Linked DNA regions of Homo sapiens: region 1 is linked to region 2. The links are chromatin loops, found by intact Hi-C in ENCODE. Cell type or tissue: PC-3. All regions are shown on one strand.

What was found. A loop is a pair of places that touch in the nucleus more often than their neighbours do. Peaks named below come from ENCODE experiments on the same cell type or tissue, not always from the same donor. Only the 100,000 strongest peaks of a DNase experiment are listed, where the experiment ranks them.
Region 1: a loop joins it to region 2, with 2.5 times the contacts of the local background. A loop is called at or near these places in 3 of 110 quality-filtered maps.

The regions. Positions count from the first base shown.
Region 1 is chr2:29,306,022-29,314,021 of GRCh38, forward strand. All of the region lies in intron 8 of ALK (ALK receptor tyrosine kinase), which reads right to left. Among named protein-coding and RNA genes, the nearest start is that of CLIP4, 190 kb to the left of the region's middle. In PC-3, a CTCF peak has its summit at 3,262 (motif pointing right); a DNase peak (open chromatin) is centred at 3,300.
Region 2 is chr2:29,744,353-29,752,352 of GRCh38, forward strand. The region is part of intron 1 of ALK (ALK receptor tyrosine kinase); the gene reads right to left. Among named protein-coding and RNA genes, the nearest start is that of ALK, 170 kb to the right of the region's middle. In PC-3, no CTCF peak of the experiment used is centred here; DNase peaks (open chromatin) are centred at 4,029 and 4,879; H3K4me3 peaks cover 1,197 bases; H3K27ac peaks cover 2,934 bases.

The DNA of each region.
Region 1 (8,000 bases), 440 kb before region 2:
CTTGCCTGCCACTCACCTCCTGCTGTGTGGCCTGGTTCCTAATAGGCCACAGAGCAGTACTGGTCGGTGGCCTGGGGGTTGGGGACCCCTGGCCTACTGGATATGAAGTCATTTGTTAATTGACTCTTTACTGAATGCCAGGAAGCTGAACTAGGCGCTTGCACGTAGGCTTATCTCACTGTATACTGACAACATCCCTTTGTGTAGATATTATTCCACCCATTTTTCAGATGCAGAATTGAAGGCTTAGAGACGTTAAGTCAGTCACCCCTGGGCACTAAGCCCACAGGCTGCAGACCTGGAGTCCACACTATGCTCTGTGTTCTTTCTACCATACATGGAGTGCAATGCCCATGTAATATATTATGGTACTCCTTAAAGCTTTGGGGGCATATTGCAAAGATTTTCCAGATCTTTGTTGCTCAGTGTGTGGTCTTTGGATCAGCAATGTGGGCGCTACCTGGGAGCTTATTAGAAATTCAGGGTCTCAGGGCCTGCCCCAGCTCTTCTGAATCAGAATTTATATTTTAACAAGATCTTATCCTAGAAATACTTTCGTGCTGGAGAAATTAGGGAGCTAGTGAATTTTAATGCATTTACAACCATTGTCCTTACCAGACAATTAACAGTCGTGTGTGTGTGTGTGTGTTTGTGTGTGTATTCACACAAATATGCGAAATCTGACACAAATTCTAAATTATATTTATGGGAAATAACGCTTGCTGATGCCAGTAACAATAAAATTTTTGATCCTTCTAGACACATCCTAGTAGATATAGGTTATAAATGGCAGTGTTTGACTAATAAACTCTTTTATATGCAGACAGCAAATGAGACAAGTGAGTAGAGACAACACCAGGAGTACGCCACCAGCAATTATATCTTCTGGTTCCAGCCAGCGCTTTCACAAGGGCCATTTTTTCCTGCCTCTCGGAAGGGACTGATAGACTTTCCAATTATGTGGTACCAGTGTTTGTCATTTTATTAATTAAAGTCCTGTATGTAAAGCCGGAACGGCATTGTGGCTAGGCCTAATGCTATTATTTCTCTCATGGCCCATTCCTCCTCCAGAGGTAATTATTGCAATTTTATGTCTTGAATATGCCCCATGTTTGCTATGCATACCTCGTGGCAGCTTCAGGACAATCCCTTCAACCCACAGAAAATACTGTGTGTTCAAAAGCCTGCAGTGATCAAAAGAGACTCAGTGACATCAAATAATATCTATTCTGCATGCAACACCCCTAAATGTAGGAAATGTTCTGACGGGGCAGGTGCTATCTTTCTTCAAATTTCTGAAGACCTGCATGAATTCCAATAGTAGAGACAAAACCAAGGCTAGATGCTGTAGTGTGTATTTCACTTCAAGAGAAGGAAACACATTTTTAACAGAGATGCTCAAAGATGAGCTTGCATGGTGGGGGTACTCCCTGGGTATTCCCCATCCAGTCTCTGTTGAATGACTGGGATTGGAATTGTCATCAGGAACATCTCTGTATGGGGGTTAAGGCTCTCCCTCAATATAGGGTGCCAGAGGGTTGTAATTCTCAGTGTGAACCGGTAATTTTGACTTCCCTGGTTTCAGTGTGGTATCTTCTTAACTTCAGCTGAGAATACTGACTCACTGCAAAATCCAGTGTTTTTGTTCACCATCTTCTAGTTCACCTGGAAAAATGAAACACCAACTCTCTAGCTATAAATAGCCTAATGACAAATCAACCCAGCACAGCAAGAAGCTGGCCAGATGCAGATTTTTGATAACAAGGAAATAAAACACGTTTCTGGCAAATGCTTGCAATTATGGAGGCTTAAGAAATGCTGGATTCCTGGTCTTGCAGGATACTTAAAAGATCAGGATCCTTCCTGAAAATACCACTTAATGTTTCTTTTCTGAGGGATTATGTAGAAGCCAGGGAACACCAGTGGACATTCATATGCCCTCTTTCTAAAAACATGAAGGCCACATACAAAAATAATCACCTTGAGATCTCTGGCTGGTGAGGTTATAAAGTTACAAGTTTTTTTTTTTTCTTCTGTGGTCTTTTCTTTCTTTTCCAATTTTTTTTTTTACAATGAATATCTGACTTTTGATAACTAGAACAAAAACAATGAAATTAATTTAGAGTGTGCAGCTGTTAAAAGCATGTTTATGAAGACTAATATTGATATGGGAAAATGTAATGTTAAATAAGAAATAAGACACAGGATGTTTATATTTATATAAACCCTTTCTCTATAGCAAAGCTCAAATCTAAATCTATCTGTCTGGAAGGAAATGTACCAATATCTTTGGGGGGTAAGATTTTGGGCAATTTCAATTTTCTTCTTCATACTTTCCTGCATTTTTCCTAATGTTCTACAATGAACATAAAGTTCTTTTATAATCAGAGAAAGCAATAAATGCTATATTAAAAAGGTGGTGAGAGAGGATTCTGATGTTGGAAAACAGTAAAAGCTAGTACTATGTTTTTACCCACTTCAGGGAGAATCAAGTTATTGTGCCTGTACTCTAGGCTTTGTGAGGGAGATCAAGGGAAGGTGGGAGCTTCTGTGGAATGCGGTGGGACCGTGCTGTGAACGGAACGCAAGCTTTCGTATCAGAAAGAATGGTCTATTTTTTACGTATCACGTAATATCTCAGAGCTTCAGCATCTTCTTCCGTCAAGTGGGGTCAACAGTACCCTGCTTAGATATTTATTATGGGGCTTTAATAAGATTATATGAGACCAGTGCCCAGCTTAGCGAAGACATTTGATAAATGTTAGTTCCTTTCTCCTGCATGGAAAAGAGCAGGCAGGGGACACTTTGTTAGAGATAAACAGTTCACAAAAAACAGACTACGACAGGGTGAAAATGCTGTGTTAAAGTTTCTGTCTGGTTTTTTTTTTTGTTGCTGTTTTTTAATCTTCTGGGTTCCCTAGAGAATTATCTTTCCAGGCTTATGGGAAGAAAAAGATGGTATTTTCTTCAGTCACACTGTCATGGTGTGATCCTGGGCAAACGGCCTCCTCTGTGTCTCAGTTTCTCTGTGTATGATGGAGATGACACTGAGGAGTAGCTTTGTAATCTGACTGCTGGGGAACAGGATGATTCTAGGCAATGAAACTCCCACAGCCTTCACGGACACCACTGGAAAAAGTAGATGTGGGGCACAGGAGCATCTGCAGGGGGCCCAGAGCCCTCTGGGGAGTATTTTTCCCTGATAGCTGGAGGGAGTGTGTGCTCTCAATGGGGTGTTCCCCCATATATGGGTGACATGAATGTGTTGCAATGACCACTAGTGGGAGCCAGAGAGGTCTGTGATTAACATACAGCTTTTGAATGGGAACCAAGTCTGTGCCAAGTGCCAAGGAAGATCCTATTCACACCCAGGGGCTGAGACAGTGATTCTTCCTAGACCTCAGCTTCATCATGCAATGGGAGAGGTATTAGTTGTGAATGGCTCAAAGGTATTACATTAATTATGTCTGACTGCAGTTACAATTGCTGTTGATTACTGCAGGCATTAGCAAGTGCTCTGGCAGAGTCGACCACTTAACAGGCAGTGGTGATAGAATGCTGGGCTCCAGTGGCTTCCTAGCTCTAGGTGCTGGGGTAAGAATGACTTTGGCTCAGAAAGCTCAGGAAGGTGTCATTTGTTGGGTCCTCGAGACTCATTGAGGAGTCTTCTTGTTCACTCTCATCCTGGAAGAGGGTTATGCTTGCAACCGTGGGGGGTGGGGGTGGGGCTGCACAATTAATTAGTTAATTATCAACGAAGTGGGTTTATTGGGCATGTCCTGCTGGTGCTAATGTGGACACTGTGTGAAATAACGCTCCCGACCTGCCCACGTGTTGCTGATTGACTGAGAGGAGAAATCAGAACACAAGCAGTGGCTGAATTTATGCAGCAGCAACTTCCTCATGCCTGAGTAACGTAAGATGAGGGATCATAATAATAATAATTGCTGCCATTCATCAAGCTTTGCAGAGAAGACAAAGGCTTTTCACATTTTCCTCTGATCCTGGTAACAACCTCATGCAGCAACTAAAACAGGTTTTTTGTTGTTGTTGTTTTCTCAAATTAAAGGAAGTCACTTGCTTGAGGTCATATGGCTCCTCAGTGGGGCAGAGCTGGGATCTAAACTCAGGCCATCTAAATCAAATCGAGTATTTATAGATTTGGTTGGGGAGTTGGGCAGACCTGGTTTGAATCATGACTCTGCCTCTAGCAGGGTGACTTTGGGCAGTCACTTAAACTCTTTAAGCTCCAGTTTCTGTATCAATAAATGGGGGTAATAATTTTTTATAACGAGATAATGTAGGTGAAATGCTTAGCATAGTGCCAGCCTTATACTAGGGAATCAATATTTGAAAACTACATCCTTAGTTGGCTTTATCGATACTAAGGGTCCCTTCCTCCAGCACTGGACTAAGTGAAGGCTTCTTTCTACTAGGGTGCAAAGAGCTAGGGTGTTCGAAGGCCCTCATTAAGAATAATGGCTTGCTTTTCAGCATAATACAGCCAAGTGATTTGTAAGTGACCTGAAGACCAGAAGTTTTCACACTGAATGTAAGTGTTCTTAACTTTTCTGTAGAATAAACACCCCAAAGAGATCCCAGATTCCTGTGGGCTATCTCCCCGCATGGCTGGCCACACGGCAGGTTTGAAATCAATACTTGCTGGTTCACCACCTAACTGTGGACCCTCAGTGTCCCTCCCTCGCTCATCCCTCTTGCTCGGGGTCCGTGTGTGCATCCAGCCAGTCAAGTGCCTTGTTGCCATGGCTCAGGGGCTCATCAGAACAGGGAAGATTTTATCCACTCACAGGGTAGCCGTGGGAGGTGGAGAGACTCTGTAAGCTTTGACACACAGGGGATTCTCATTACAGTGATGTTATTACAGGTGTCTGGACGGTTGTCATTAGAGACTGGAAGTGGGGCCCAAATCTCTTACTCATGTAGAGAGCCTTTGGAAAAAGCCATTTGGAAAATGCCTCGAGAACCACTGCAGCTTCCTCCTTTGTATTAGAGGCCCTTGCCCTCTAACACAAAGTTGCGGATGCCTAGACCCCAGCTAAAGGCTTTCTGAGGTTACTGTCTCCATCACCAGCAGTGTTAGCAGCTGCCAGGGCTCAGCCCTCCTGAGGTTTCAGCACCAGGGTGAGGGTGACTCATGGGGTAGATGAGGGGCAACCATAGTTGAAGCTGACTTCAGGGCCAACCAAGGCAGAGCAGGTGCTCTTCAAAATGCACCATCTATGAGCCTAATTGTGACCTAGGGGATGGAGTGAGATCCTAAAGGTGGGGAGGCCTTGGGGCTTCCGAAAACGGCAGTGAGGGTGGGAGCTCTTCCTCTGGGTTTCTTAGAGTAGGGGCACATATGCTGCTCAGCTCTTCCTAGGGGTACCCAAAGCCACAGGGCAAACAGGGTGTAGCTTCCTGGAGTGTTAGCCACTCAATAGTAAATAATGAGGCATGTTTTTGTGTCCAAACAAATAGGTATGTTAAGGAATAAAATACAGAATTGACATTTAAGTTAAAAAAAGGGGTTTGTAAAAGAAAAGTCAGGCTTATGACGTTCTGCTCTGGGCCGTGTCACCAGACTTCCTCCCTGCCTTGAGTGACCTCGTTGACGGCAGCTGTCCCACTCCCAGGAGCTCCCCTGGGGAAAGTGGAGATGCTCTTGCATCTGGAGGACACTGTGGGCCTTGCTGGCCAGCTGTGTGTGGTCTAGGTTCCTCTCCTGAGCCTTCTCTCATTTATAAAAAGGTGACAATATCATCTTCTCTGGGGGATGGGGGCGATGTGGGGGAAGGCCCCTCTGTAAACATGTTGGGACTATATCAAGGTATGGGGTTATTGTTCTGTGTAGGTGTCTGCTGATGGGGCAGTGGAGCAAAGGGACTTTTGGCAGATTGGAGGAGGGAGCTCCCATGCCCATGCTGGCTGGGGAGAGGAGCTGGTGGAGATGGTGGACAGGGGTGGCAGGGCCCCCTTGGCTGCTGTTAAAGCATAAACTTCCTCTGACTCCAGCCACTGAGCTGGGCAACACCCCTCTCCACTGGCAATAGTTGGGAGAGGGGTGTTGCCATATTGCCAGGCTACCCAGGGCAGGGCAGAGGCCAAACCCTCCAGATTCAGGCTCCTTGGAGAAGGCAGGCTCCAGCCTTGGTCTCAGAATCATCACTAAAGTCAGATAAGAAGATAATAATAGTAATGGCTACAACAGAGTAGCAGAAACCACAGGTTCCATTTTTAAGCACCTAATTGTGTCTAGATTCAGGCTGGGCATGTTTCATATCTCCTCTCACTCATTTCTCCTGACAGCCCTGGAGAGGATACTGAAGCCGAGAACAGTGGGTCGCTATACTCAAGGTCTCCAGGCTAGAAAGTGGGGGGGCTTCCTCCAAGGGCTAAGGGACTTCAAGCCCTGTCCTTCCCACTGTACCACGTTGCCTTGGTGATGCTCCTTTTGCACTGGCCCCACATGGCCAGCTGGATTCTTCTGGTCACAGGAGATGGCGTGGCTGTTGGGCTGTGGGGCAGGAGGGAGGCAGCTCTACCTGGAGCCACCACCCTGCTCCGACTTGCTCTAGGTATCAGCATTACACTGTGGGAGCCAGAGGAGCCCTGTGCTTTCTGATAGGCCCAACATTATGTCCTCCTGGGCAGAGAGTGGACAACTTAGAGGGATCATATGCTAGCTTGGGGTCCTGACCGTGGTCTCCAATGCAGGAAGAGGCGTGTGCAGAGAACAGCATGTGTGAAAACAATCCCCAGCCAGACTAGCTGGATCTGCTCTTAATTTAGGCAAGCACTGACTCCTAGAGCTGGACTTGCTTTCTCCCAATTCAGGCACATTCTGTCACTGCAGAGATGTCACAGCATCAGATGAGATGGGGGTTGGACATCCACAGGAACTCTGCCTGATGAGTATCTTGGTCCCCAAATACCTGACCAAAGGGACTTGGGCTTAGTGAGGGAGATAGAGATAACATTACCCTGGAATCCCTCTAGCTTGGTACTGGTCCCCAACTATTTACAAGAAGGGTTTTACAAACACCACAAAGTGTAGCATTGCTTGGCCATGCATGGGCAGAGAGGCTGGTCCCAGGTGGGCTCTGATAGGGGCTTGCTTGTTCTTCTACCAGTCAGCCCAGAGAGGGGAAGTGTGCAATATTCTTCTCCCTAGATGGTCATCCGTTCTATGCAGAAGGTAAACTGGCTCCAGGAAATAACAACTTTATTTGCAATCAAGCCCATGAGGCCTCCTGGAATGGCTTCTCCTTCCTGATTTGCTAAAGTAAGTTGGATCACATGGGGCCGAGAATGAGGCCCACCCAATGAACAAACTCCATTTGAGTCCTGTAGGTGAGTGGCAGTGTCCCCTTGGTGGCTCAGGAGTTAGACCCAGTGACTACTCCCAGCCTGTGGAGAGACGAAGGGGAGAACTCTTTGTTTACACAATGGGGTGGGATTCTCTATCTGCCTGCAGAAATGAGGTGGTGGGGCTCTGAGTTAGGTGACAGTAATGCCAGTTCTGATGCTTTTGAAGCTCTCATCAACTCTCCCCAAGTTGAGAAGGTTCCATCTGTCTCCAGCAGGGCAGTGTGACAGGAAGAGCATGAAACTCAGAATCATAAGATCTAGGTTTGGTCTTGTGTTTATTAGCTGTGGGTCTTGAGGTGAATTTCATGATCTGGATGGGGAGCCCGTGATGCATAGGATCTGCTCTGGAAAACGAGTTGAATTCAATAGTTATGCTCATCTTCTTTGGCTCCTGTCGAGAGTTTGGTGGGGGCTGATAAAGGAAGGTCCCCTTCTGCTTTTGTTTTTCCTCGGTCTCATGCCATCTGATACTAAGTTTTCTTACTCTTATCCTCCTTTTCTTGACTTTCCACAGAAGATTTTGTCACTGAGTTTAATAAACTTTAAAAACACAGCAGTCAGAAAAGTTCCTCTCTTTTTCCCATCTTCAGAGTCCTATTTGCCTGCTGCCGAGGTCGGGGGCAAGCTTC
Region 2 (8,000 bases):
TCTAGTTATCTGTTGCTGTGTAGCAAACAACCCCAATACTTAGGGCTTAAAACAATGACAGCATTTATTTTGCTCACAAATCTTCAGCTTGGGCAAGGCTTGGTTGGGGCAGCTTGTCTCTGGTCAACTCTAGCTCGCTTGGGTCATTCAAAGGCTGGGGGCTGGAATCATCTGAAGGCTCATTCACTCACATATCTGGTGGGTGATTCTGACTTTTTTTTAATTAACTGACTTTTCTGGGAAATTATTTTATTGATTGATTGATTGAGACAGAGTCTCTCTCTGTCACCCAGGCCAGAGTGCAGTGTTTCAATCACAGCTCATGGCAGCCTCGACCTTCTGAGCTGATGCTGACTCTTGGCTGGGATCTCACCTGGGGCTTTAGCCGGAACATCATCTGTAAGAGGCCTTTCCATGTGGCCACTTGGCTTTTTTACAACACGGTTTCAAGATGGGGGGTACCGAGAGAGAGAGCAGATGGAAGCTGTATTAGCTTTTCCAACGCAACCTCAGAACTCATCCAGTGTCACTTCCACTGCATTCTACTCATCAGGCATGAGTGACCCAGGCAAGTCCATTTTCAAGGAGAAGGGAATTCGACTCTATTTTTGAATGGAAGGGGTGTCAAAGAATTTGTGGACCTGTTTTAAAGCCACCACGTATGCCAAAGATGTCTTTTTCTACCACATGGGTTAGAAAGTGAGGAATCGATTTTCACTGTTTTAAATACACAGCCCCACAGGAAAGTGTGCTTTACTCTGTGCCTACCATATACTAGGCACTAGACTGAATGGTTTGTATGGCTATTTCATTTCAGTTTCAATCCTGACAACAGCAGTCACACTCACATTTTACCGAAGAAGAAACTGAGACTCAGAGATCATCTAATTTGCCTAAACTCACTGAATTAGGAAGTGGTTGAGGTAGATTTTATCCCAGATCTGGACTGAAGGCTCACTCTCTTTTCATAACTTCCTGCAACTTCCTGCCAGCTTCCACTGAGGTGGGAAACTGTATCCCTGCTGGTACAACACCCCTGAAAATGCTGGGCTCTAGAGAAGTTTGATATAAATGAACCCTCCACCATATATAATAAAATGAGCAAAACCTTCCCTCCCAGTTGCTGGCAAGGTCTACTTCTTGTACAGATGAGAAGAAAGCTGGGGCTCTCAATTTGTTTGGAGTACTCCTGGTGAAATCGTGTCTACCTTATGCACTAATGAAAGGATCAGTGGTTCTTTGCCTGACACAATCTTTTTCATCCTTTGGACCCAGCTTAAATGTCACCTGCTCAAAAAGTCCTTCTCAGATTATCCTATCAAAGTAGGTCCCCGCTTAGCAGCATGTCCCATCACTGCCCATGGTTTGCCTCCTTCCTGGCATGTATCCCAACCAATAATTACACACGGGCTTAGTCACTTGCTTATTGTCTGACTGCTACCATAGTGCCTGGCAGAGAGTAGGTGCTAAATAAATATTTGTTGGATGGACAAATGACTGAATGAGGGAATGATCCTAGACTGTAAAAACCCTGAGATCTGTAGAGCTTCTACTTTTTACCTCAGAATGCTAGGACCACAGGTCCACACTCTCAAGCCCCACTATGGAAAAATCAGGTATAATAATAGCAATCTTAATGAGGCACTTAAGTATAAATCAGGTACTTTTCCATCCCCTTATGATTATTATCTCACTGTTCCTTACAACAACCCTGTGACATAGGTATTACAATTATTCCCACTTTACAGATGAGGAAACTGAGGTTCAGAGAAGATACGTAACTTGCCCTAAGCTAACACCACTAGAAAGAAGCAAAACTAAAGGTTCTTACTGAGATCTGTTTGACTCCACAGCCTGCTCTATCGGCTATTAGGCAATACTGCCAACTATGGGTTTCTTTAAAGTTTTGATTAAAAAAAATTAAAATGTAGCTAGAGATCAGTTTTAAACAATTAATTTTTATGGAAAATGACAATTGCTTACTTGACTCTCTGACAACACATTACTAACACAAAGGACTGTTTGGACTAGGTCCATGCATGCTGGTGACAGGTACCCAAATTATAGGATCAGCATTTGTGAGCCTCTTGAATCTTCAGAATACAAATAGGGAATGGTGCAACAAAGTTTGGCTTTGCTTGAACTCTTTAAATAAGAGGGTGACTTGATCTAAATTATTCTAAGTTCTCAGTTTTCTACCCAGGCATAGGGTTTAATGTAGCACGTGGCTCTCATGCCACCTCCAGCATTTCCCTTAGTTGTGGGTTGTGATATGGTTTAGGTAACTTAGAGAAAGGTTAATGAGAAACCTGACATTTTCTGGGATTCACTGAAACTCTAGGTCCTTAGTCCAGTTTGGGGAGGAAAGTGCCTGTAATTTTTCTTAGGTGCTACCTTTGAGATATCTGTTACATTCTAACTTTCATGTTTTCTATCAGTCCATTGTGTTTGAACCATATGCCTAGTGTCTTTTCACCTGGGAGAGAAAATTAGAAAGGCAAATGCAAGCCATTCTACTCATAATGTTTGTGCAGAAACATGACGAAATAAGCCATGAGGATGTTATGCTAAAAGAAACCACAGTCCCTGAGATGAATCTCACACAGCCCTCTATTCCTCACAGAATCTCAAGGTTGGAAAGTACTGTAGGAAGCCACCAAGTCCAGGTCCCTTCTCAAAGCCCTTGGCAATGACATCTGACCTTTCCTTCACTAGTTCCAAGTGTGTGTGTTTGTTGAGTGGGGGAGGTCACTCTATTTCATGAGTGGCCAGTGCTGACTGATGGAAAAGCCCTCCTCAATTAAAACTCCAGCTTGACCTCTCTCAAACTGTCCTATGGAAAACTAGAGGGAAAACAGCCCATTTCTTCTCCTCTAATCAGGGCTTTATTCACAACAATATGTTCCAACTAGTCTGAAAGTTTACAAACTTATCTTTGAAACAGGTGCTCTTAAGAAAGATCATTTTCATATTCAAATCTAAAAACAAATTTCAGAAACAATTGTCTACAGGTAGGAGACATTAAAAAATAATTGTTTAATGAATGAATGAATGAGTTTACTCACACCAATAAAAATGGAAGTTTCCTTTACTATTGAGTTACCATCAGGATACATCGGTTTTGGAGTGACAGGAGGAGAGCATCTCTTGGACCTCAGAGAGGGGCTGATGTCTCTGTCTCCCTTCCCACCCCATCCTGGGAGACAGGTAGAAGCATCAGTTTACATTTTTATCCCCTCAATGTCCAGCACAGGACCTAGCACAGAGTGAATGCTCAATAAATACTCCAAAGAATTTCCAGTAATGGAAAGAGCCCCAGAGACCATTTGGCCCAATCATTTTCCTCCCAGAAATATAAAAGAGAAACAAGTCAGTAATTTCTTGTGGGTTCCTAGAAAGCCCCTCCCCCACCACCAAATCCAATACCTTTTCATCTGCTTTTGATGCCTAAAGTTCCTTTGATGGAAGTCTAGAGCCTGTCATGGCACACATTGTCAAGCTTTCCCTTCTAAAGTGGCAAGGTCCAAAGGAAAGATAAATTAACCTCAACTCACACTAAGGTATAAAGGACAGTGGGCAGACCTTTCTGGAAAGCTACATAAAACTAACTAGCAACGAAAGAATGAGTCATGTGAATCCTAAATCTCTGCTTCTCTGAGCTAGGTATCATCTAAGCTGATGAGATTGCCTACCTGTCTCCTCTGGGAAAACAAAAAAGCAGTTTGGAAGGGCGGTCAAGTGGACTTCCCTTCTTAAAGGGGTTGCAAGACCCACAACAAGAGATCCACATGGTGCCTTTGATGTGACACTCGTTAGGTGTGGATCAGCTCTCCAGTGCTTTGCAAAGACATCTGTTACCCTGTTAATCACATCCTGGACAAGCTCCAGGATGTCTGAGTCAGGACCCATGGGACACTAGTACTTTTTTAAGAGCCCTTGGTCTACCCTAGAATGACACTTTCTACTCAAGGGTGTGTTGACTAAACTATGAATCAGCAGCCCACACATAGCAAGTGCTCTAAGCATATGGCCCTTGGCAATGCTTCTCAAATGTTAATGTGTGTATGAATCACCTGGTGATCATATTGGAAATGCAGGTTCTGATTAAGTGTCTGGGGTGGAGCCTAAAATTCTGCATCTCTAACAAGCTCCCAGGTGATGAACATGCCGCTGGTCAAACACTATACATTGAATAGGAAGGTTATTTCTAAAATTCACTGGGTGAAAGAAGCCCGTGGGAAGCATGTTGAACAGACACAATCCCAGGTCACCAACCTCAAAGGTTTTGATTCAGAAAAACTGAAATGGGACCATAGTGTATACATATTTAATAGGTATCCCTCAGTGATTCAGAAGAAGGCGCTTAGTCGATGGTACTTTAAGAGATACTAACATATCACTTTTTTTTTTTGAATCACAGTCTCACTCTGTCACCCAGGCTGGAATGCAGTGGCACGATCAAGGCTCACTGCAACCTCTGCCTCCTGGGTTCAAGCGATTCTCGTGCCTCAGCCTCCCAAGTAGTTGGGATTACAGTCGCGAGCCATTACTCCTGGCTAATTTTTGTATTTTTAGTAGAGATGGGGTTTTGCCATGTTGGCCAGCTGGTCTTGAACCCCTGACCTCAAGTGATCCACCTGCCTTGGCCTCCCAAAGTAAGAGATACTAACATATCTCTTGAATGATCATACTGAAGGTGTGTCCTCTGGCCTGTTACAGAAGAGAAATACCTGACATCCACGCCTCCTGACCACTTAGGACAGTGACTGTCAAACTCCAAGGCACATCAAAGTCACCTGGAGGGCTTATTAAAGCTCAAAGAGCTGCCCTCAGTCCCCAGGGTTTCTGATTCAGTAGGTCTGGGGTGGAGCCCAAGAATTCACATTGCTAACCAGTTTTCCAGGAAATGCTAACATTGGTGGTTTGGAGGTCATGCTCTGAGAACCTGTGATATAGATGAAAGGTAACCTTTTAAAAATCACCAGAGGAGCTTTTCAACCCACACTCATTATGAAATGCTTGGGGACACCAACCTATGTCTTTTACAAACAGCACTTCAGTTGCTAAGCACCCACTCAGAGAACAAATACTCCAAAGGAAAGGCCCCTTAATCCTGAATAGATAATAGTTTTAAATAAATATTCTTAGGACCCCAGAGAGACATGTGGGACTGCTGACCAACTAGACCCAGGGGTCTCAGACAGGGAAGACCTCAGGCCCAAACCCAAGGAAAGGCCTAACAGTTGCTGAGCAGGAGGGAAGCTGCTCCATAGGGCGGTGGGCCCATCGTTCTCAGTCCCCAAAGCAAAGGAGGTCATGGCTCCCCCACAGCCCACAGCATCTCCAACCCCCTGAGCCCAGCCATTTATTAGCCCACATAAGGCAACTTCAGTTTAGCCGAACAGCTTATCTATAATATATGGAAACTAGAGAGACACTTGTTCATTGAGATCTTCCCCAAATTTATCAAGACAGGGAGAGAAGAAATGAGTTGAGTCTTCCTGTTCCACGGAATAGGAACACATTCTACCTGGACCTATGGTAATCAGAAGTGCAGTGCTCCTCCCCTAAAACACTCCAGACCCTTGAAAGCAGGTTCATGTCATTATCTCAAGAGCAGCATTAGCCAGGAAGGCTAATGAGGGCTCCCTGCCAGGAAGGAACAGCCTAGAGATGCATTTCAGGAAAGAGGCAGCAGGCAGAGAACAGCTGCCCCAGACAGACAGCACATCCGCCGAGGGCATGATTGCATGGGACTCGAGAAGTATAGTAATGCATTGCTTAACGATGGGGATTTGTTCTAAGAAATGCATCATTAGATGATTTCATCACAGTGTGAACATCACAGAGTGCATTTACACAAACCTAGATGGTAGCCTACTATATGCCTAGGCTATATGGTATAGCCTATCGATCCCAGGCCACAAACCAGGCCACAGTACAGCATGTTACTGTACTGAATACTGTAGACAACTGTATAACAATGGTATTTGTGACCTAAACATATTAAAATATAGAAAAGGTACTAAGCTGGGCAGAGTGGCTCATGCTTATAATTCAAGAACCTTTGGAGGCCAAGGTGGGAGGACTCCTTGAGCCCAGGAGTTTGAGAACAGCCTGGGCAACATAGTGAGACCCCATCTCTACAATAAATTAAAAAATTAGCTGGGCATGGTGGCATATGCCTGTAGTCCCAGCTACTTGGGAGGCTGAAGTGGGAAGATTGCTTGAGGTCAGGTTGATTGCTTGAGTGGAGTGGAGTGTAACGGAACAGAATGGGAAGGAAGGAAGGAAGGAAGGAAGGAAGGAAGGAAGGAAGGAAGGAAGGAAGGAAGGAAGGAAGGAAGGCAGGCAGGCAGGAAGGAAGGAAGGAAGGAAGAAAGGGAGGGAGGGAGGGAAAGAGAGAAAGAGAAAGAAAGAGAATGACAGAGGCCGGGCGTGGTGGCTTGTGGCTCATGCCTGTAATCCCAGCATTTTGGGAGGCCAAGGTGGGTGGATCATGAGGTCAGGAGTTCGAGACCAGCCTGGCCAGCATGGTGAAACCCCATCTCTACTAAAAATACAAAAATTAGCAGGGCATGGTGGCCTGCGCCAGTAGTCCCAGCTACTCCAGCGGCTGAGGCAGGAGAATCGCTTGAAGCCAGGAGGCAGAGGTTGCAGTAAGCCGACACTGAGCCACTGCACCCCAGCCTGGGCAACAGAGCAAGACTCCATCTCAAAAGGAAGGGGAGGAGAGGGGAGGGAAAAGAGAAGAAAGAAAGGTTACAGTAAACATTAAAGATAATAAATGGTACACCTGTATAGGGCATTTACCACGAATGAAGCTTGCCTGGACTGAAAGTTGCTTTGGGTGAGTCAGTAAGGAGTGGTGAGTGAGGGTGGCCTAGGACATTACTGTACACTCCTGTACATTTTAGAAACACTGTACACTTAAGCTACACTAAATTTATTTTAAAAAAATTAATTGTGCTAGGACATTACGATGGCTATGACTTCAGCACGCGATAGGAATTTTTCAGCTTCCTTATAAAGCTTATGAGACCGCTGATGTATGTGCAGTCCTTCATTGCCTGAAATGTTGTTATGTGGCCCGTGACTAGTTTGATTTGGGTTCTGCCTGCCCCATGGTCTCGGGGATGGGAAAGGCGTTGAGTTGTGTGTTTATGGAGTGTGAGCATCTCAGCTTCTTGTAATCCCAAGTAATAACTGCACTTTCTGTTCCTCTTGCCTTCTGCTACTCTGAGTTAATGAATAACACCAGGTAACTAGTTTCTGAGGCAGCCTAGGATCCCAATTCTCAGGTTCCTGCTTGTATGAAGCACCATTTTACCGAAACTTAGGGACAATTCTGAGGCAGTGACCACCTTTCATGAGGTGACATGTTGCCAGGCACAGTAGAAGCAAAGCAAGTGTCCACCACGTCTTCATGTTCTAGATTTTTAGGGACAGTTCCCAGCTCAAGTATTCTGTCCTCTTGTTCAACCAATAAGTACTAATTAGTGGTGATGAAAATATACATAAACCCTAGAGATACTGGTTAAGGATGACTATAAAACAACAATGATGATAATTGTAGCTAACATTTTTGAGACCGGAGTGGTAGAGGTATTATCCCCATTTTAGAGGTAAGGAAATAGAGGCTCAGGAAGCTAAGATAATAGCACAAAGCTAACATCATCTAACCTGAGTCTGTCTGTCATCAAAGACCTTACCTGTACTCTACAAAGACGTTCTGAACTTATGATGGCATAACTTAATGATCTTCTGACTTTATGATGGTGCAAAAGCTATGTGCATTCAGTAGAAACCATATTTTAAATTTTGCCTTTTTTTGTTTATTTTTATTATTATAAAATAGGCATTGTGTTAGATGAGTTTGCCCAACTATAAACTTGTGTAAGTGTTCCGAGCACGTTTAAGGTAGGCTAGGCTAGGCTATGATGTTTGGTAGCTTACGTGTATTCAATGCATTTGTGACTTCTGCTATTTTCTTTTCTTTT